Linked DNA regions of Homo sapiens: region 1 is linked to region 2. Evidence: chromatin loops called from intact Hi-C (ENCODE). Cell type or tissue: ascending aorta. All regions are shown on one strand. Links, peaks and the distances in the headings refer to the core of each region. The heading gives the core; the rest is flanking DNA.

Region 1 (2,810 bases), core at 153-2,652, 800 kb after region 2:
CCTAGCTGATTTTACTGTTCTCAAGGGAGACTGCTTAATTCTCAGGTAACCTTGTGTTCCACCAATGCTATATTTTGAATAGTCCTTTAGTCTCAAAACTCTTGTGAAATCTCTATAACTTTTCATATTTCACACGTAGTTTTGTGTTCTGTAAATCTTGTTTCAGAGCAGGCATGGCAGTTTCAGTTGGTTTCTAATGACTTTTCCAAAAAGGAATTTCTTTATAACATAAAGAATAATACATGCTCCTTGAATATGGAAGGAAAAGTCACTTCCTATTCTGTTATTTTATATTGGAACCATGTGTCAGTACATTTAAAGCACAAGCACACATACATACATTGCGTTCAAATAGCAGGCCTTGTATTAACACTTACCCGTGTGTGAAGTTATGCTTTACCCGCTATTTGAAATTTCCTCTTCCTCATTCCATGTAATTTCTCTAAATCTTATTTATCTATTAAATTCCTTCTTCTTTTGAGAAGAATCTTGCCTGTGCACTCTATCTCAAACACATATGTCTCCTTCTGAGCACCCAAAGCACTTATGGTTTATACCATATAATCATTTGGCATTTAGAGTAGGAATGATTGTCTATCACTGTGATTCAGAGTTGCTACCTATGAAGTATGCAACTATGCATGCTATTTTAAAATGTTCAAGAGGAAAATGTATCTGGTACCTTTAAAAGTAGAAATAAACTTGAAAAAAATCTATATGATTTGGTAAAGAAGTTAAATGTATTTCATTTTTAAATCCTTGGAACAGAATCAAATTGTTTTCTTGATTAGAAAAAGATAGTCACGAAGAGATTTGCCAAGCATAATCAAAATTTTTCACTATTTCTTTTCATCCCTGACTAGATGAGAAGAATGCTACAGATGGTCAGTTTTTCCCTCTTGCTGAAATGTAGCTAAAGAAATTGCAAGAGTAAAGCCTGATAAAAATGGGCAAGACAGTGCAGTGTAAAACCTAGGTTTCAGTGGAAGGCTTATGTGGCCCTAAATAGTTGAGGCTGTTCCAAAAGAGGCTTTAGGCACCTAGTGGATGAGTTTTGTGTATTCTCTAAATAGAGTTAGAATAACCTATTGAGAGTGTTGATAGTAGTTAAGATGCGTGCAGTGATGTGTCATCCAACACAGTGTAATAAAGGATCTAATCCCGTTTTTGATATTTAACTGCTGACAACTCTCAGGCCCACCTTGCCTCCTCTATTTTTCCCCAGCTCTGGGCAAATTGATTAAAAAGCCTGGGTGCTCACTTCTCTGGCATTGATGATTTCACCATGTACACTCCTGCCCATGCATGGGAACTTTACCACTGGCCCTACCTGTTGTCGGAAATAAAAATACATGCTATTTTTCTTTCCTGGCTCTCTCAAATCATTTCAGACCTGCTTGGGAGGCCTGCCTTGCTTTCACCAGAAAAGCATCAGTTCTGTAAGTAAGAAACCTTTTCATACTCTCCTGGTGTGTGTGATGTCATCAGTCTTGACATGAACCGAATTTTGAGTAGAGACTCATCTACTTTTAAACAGAGTAGCCACAACTCCCAGTGTTTGAATTATAAAAATTTCCCATATATCGTGTTTGTTTAAAATGATTAACTTTAATCTTTCCTGCATTTTTAATAACAACATAGGTTACTAGCTTGCATTGTTCTTCTCTAAATATATGAGGAAACTGAGATACATGGGTCATAAACTTACAGCATAAAACCATAAAAATGTCCACTTGGTGACTGATTTCTAAATTGCAATTTTAAGCCTTAGAAAGAAATAAACAGGCTTATTCATATATGCTCTCCTTGGACACTCAAACCAAGATAAAGTCTTTAAACAACATACTCAGAACTCTGTAAATATTAGAATTGGAAGGCAGAACACCTGTCAAGGTGTCTTGCTAGTGGCAGATCCAGAATGTCAGCTTGGGCTGTTAAAAGTTCACAGATAACCTAATCAACCTTGAACATAGGGGACCCTTCAGATTAAATGATGTGTAACCTAATGATAGTGATACATTTTTTACTTCTTTGAGCTAATATTTAATTCTATGTTCCAAGCACCTTAATAAGCAGTTTACATGCATTACCATGCCTAATTCTGCAAAGGCCCAGGGCTAGATTTTAGAGATATCACTCATGAACAGATGAGGAAATGGACACTTGTATCAGATAATCTGTAGTCCAGGGTCACACAGCTACTATGTATGAGAGCTTGGAGCCCAGGTGTGCTTGGCTCCAGAAGCTGTTCTCCACTAAACCCCTTGTGTACCTATCCCAAACTCTTGTGTGTACTCTAATCTGGATACAGCTAAAATTTACTGGATAATCACTTTTGCATGAGACATGCTTAAAGAGAATCAAGGTGGCATTGTAGAAAGAGTATTCAATAGCGTTTTTACATACATAACTGAATTTCCACTGTGCTACATATCAGTTTGTTGGTTACCTGAGTAAAAACACACTTTTAGTGACTTTATTTATTTATGAAACTACAGGGTTGGATAAGGTAAAATGTTCTTGTTTTGAGACTCAGAGAACACTGAAATTATATGCAAATCTTATTTTTGCATGTATGGATGCATTTTCCTGCTAACAGTGTCCATAACATACCTATTTCTTAAAGGGTATCATAAAAAATGATAAGACTCTCAACTGGATAGCTGTTAAGTTCTTTTGTAGCTCTAAAAATAAAATGTTTCTATCCAACTCAAGAAGACAGAGAGACAGCAGAAAGGATCAGGAAGTGGACAGAAAAGATAGGGTTCTGAAGTTTTTTTTAAAATAATATTTGGCTAAATCAAAACCTG
Region 2 (2,810 bases), core at 212-2,711:
TGTGGGAGAAAGATGTAGTCTGGGAGGCTAAGCCAGTCTAGTCTTTTCACATTTTTCTGTCTGCTTTATATTCTGGCCATGCTGGCAGCTGGATTAGATGGTGCCCATCCAGATTGAGGGTGTCCCTGCCTTTCCCAGCCCACAGACTCTAATGTTAATCTCCTTTGTCAACACTCTCACAGACACACCCAAGATCAATACTTTGCATCCTTCAATCCAATAAAGTTGACACTCATTATCAACCATCACAGGCCCTTATAACTCGGTTCTGGTTTCCATTCCTTTTTCTTCCCCCACACTCTCTATTTTGAGGTGTTCTTTTTTTCTTACCTGTCAAAACTGACTACAGAATTGGAGAGAGTCACTCAAACTCCCCTACTGAATGGCTATGCCCCCATTAGCAGCAGGTCCTCCACAGCTGCTACAGAGCATTGTGGGCAGGGTCTGGGCTTGACTGGAGGTGGCTATGGACACCTCAGCTGCCTTTATGATGTGCAGAAAAAACTGAATCATGATATCCACAAAAAATACACATACGCATTGTGCCAGTTTTTCCTGGCTGTTGATCAGAACTCAGACCTCGTCTAGGCTGTGCTACAGAACTCACATGGCACTGGTACAGCAGCAACTTCTGGATGAAAGGTGCCTTGTGTGAATTTTTCAAGTGACTCACAGATAGGTGATACCTTGGAGCCTTAGAGAACGACCATAGCATACCCTTTCTCCTCAAAGAGTCAGGGAGATAATTTAGAGTCTATTGTTCTAACAATCCAATTTGTGTTCAGATTAATGTAGTAGTTTCCTAGGGCTGCCATAACAAAATAGCATGAACCAGATGATTTAATCAACAGAAAGTCATTTTCTCACAGTCCTGGAAGCTAAAAGTCTAAGACTGAAATATGGGCAAGATTTTTTTTTCCTGAGGTCACTCTCTTTGGCTTGCAGACCACCACCTTCTCGCTGTCCTCACATGGACTTTCCTGTCTGTGTGCCCACATCCCTTATGTCTCTGTGTATGTCCAATTTTCTGCATTTTGTAAGGATGCCAATCATATTGAATTACAGCCAACCTTAATGGCCTCATTTAACTTAATCACCTTTTTGAAGACCCCTATCTCCAGATGCAGTCACATTCTGAAGTAGTGGGTGTTAGGGGCTTTGACATGAATTTGGAGGAGGAGAGGACACAATTCATCCCCTAACAATTGGGCTTAATCCAAAAAACAAAGCCCTCTAGGTATTTTAAGAAGGAAGGGATCTAATGCAGGGGATTAGAAACTCACACCAGTGTCAGGAGTGCCACAACAAATGAAGGCAGGTGTAAACCAAAAACGATCTGAGACAGGTCGCAATCAGTTTAGAAATTTATTTTGCCAAAATTGAGGACATGCCTGGGAGATAGGTCTGTGCCTTCTTCGAAAATAATTTTGAGGGCTTCAGTATTGAACGGGGAAAAGCAGGCTGGAGGAGGAAAAGGAAGGGTATGATCACACTACTAAATTCACATGCTGCAAGGGAAAAGGAGCAGGTAGGGGAATACTCAATTATGTATTCGTTTGGCACTCAGTAAATTGGCGCTTTACATAGAGTAGCTACCCGTGGGGATTTTTAACCTTTTATTGTAGCTATCTGCTTAGAAACAAAAGGAAAGTCAGTGTCTTGCTTGACTCAGCTTTCAGCTTAATTTTTTCCTTGTGGCATAGTGCATTGGGGGTCCCAAGCTTTTATTTTCCTTTCACACTGAGGAGCTACTACTGCTACGAAGAAATCCACCAGTGCAGAAATCAGAAATCCAAGCTGCCACTGAAGGGCTCAGATTCATGTAGCAGCAAAGTATATGTTTCTTAGGAGATAGCCCATATATGGCTGCAAAAACACTCCATGTGTCTTCTGCCAGAGTCCATGCACCTCTCCCCAGCTGCTCCCAAAGGTATAATCATTTTTCTTCTCTTTCCTTTTCAAATCTTGGGCAAACAACTTTCATCGGCAAAATCAAATACATAACCCCACTGGAAAGGGATTCCAAAAAATGTATACCTGAGGCTCTTCCCCCAACATGCAGGGAAGAATGTAGAATAGGTCCAAAATAATGCTCAGCTGCTAACAATCAATCACAGTGGCTAAGCCAGAGAATAACAGTCTTCATCCATCCACAAATGCATGCAATTCAAGACCTACTATATTTTAAACATTGTGCTATAGTGCTCAGGGTAGACTGGGCCAAGATCATGGCCCAATGGGTCACTTTTGCTGAGTTTTCACTATTGCCAGTTACTATTCAATGCTCTTCTTTCATCTCCATCACAATCCTAGGAAACAGATCCAGGTGAGGAAACTGAGGGGAAAAGAAATTGAATAACATGCCCCAAATCATGCAGAGAGAAAACGACAAAGCTGGGATAAGAACTCAAGCAAATGGCACCAACAATAAACAACACTCCATCTTTGAAAAACACAGACCCTTCCCTTTGGATTTATAATCTTGCAGCAGAGACATATTGAACTGATCATTTAACAATTAATTAAAAATTACTTTTCTTCCGGAAAAAATTCTTCTTCTTCTGGAAAAATATATTTATAAAGGGAAACAGACCTTATTCAGTAACTTTGTCATTACTATTCTGAAAAATCTCTTTCTTGCTTCTCAAGCCCATTTTCTCTTCCTTATCTGCTTCACATTTGGCAGATGAACTTGACGCTGTTTTATAAGAAAGTAGATGTCAATGGGCATGAATTACTACAATGCTATATTAGGGTTCTCTGGAAAAACAGAACCAATAGTGTGTATGTGCCTGTGTGCATGCATGCCT

The links. Peaks named below come from ENCODE experiments on the same cell type or tissue, not always from the same donor. Only the 100,000 strongest peaks of a DNase experiment are listed, where the experiment ranks them.
Region 1: a loop joins it to region 2, with 4 times the contacts of the local background. A loop is called at or near these places in 23 of 110 quality-filtered maps.

The regions. Positions count from the first base shown.
Region 1 is chr4:114,185,926-114,188,735 of GRCh38, forward strand. No RefSeq gene overlaps it. Among named protein-coding and RNA genes, the nearest start is that of ARSJ, 210 kb to the left of the region's middle. In ascending aorta, for the core only: no CTCF peak of the experiment used is centred there; no DNase peak of the experiment used is centred there.
Region 2 is chr4:113,386,142-113,388,951 of GRCh38, forward strand. It overlaps LOC105377374 (a long non-coding RNA gene), which reads right to left. Exons shown (of 5, transcript NR_199847.1): 5 at 1,352-2,309. Among named protein-coding and RNA genes, the nearest start is that of MIR8082, 240 kb to the left of the region's middle. RefSeq lists an enhancer at 1-66. In ascending aorta, for the core only: no CTCF peak of the experiment used is centred there; no DNase peak of the experiment used is centred there; H3K27ac peaks cover 413 bases.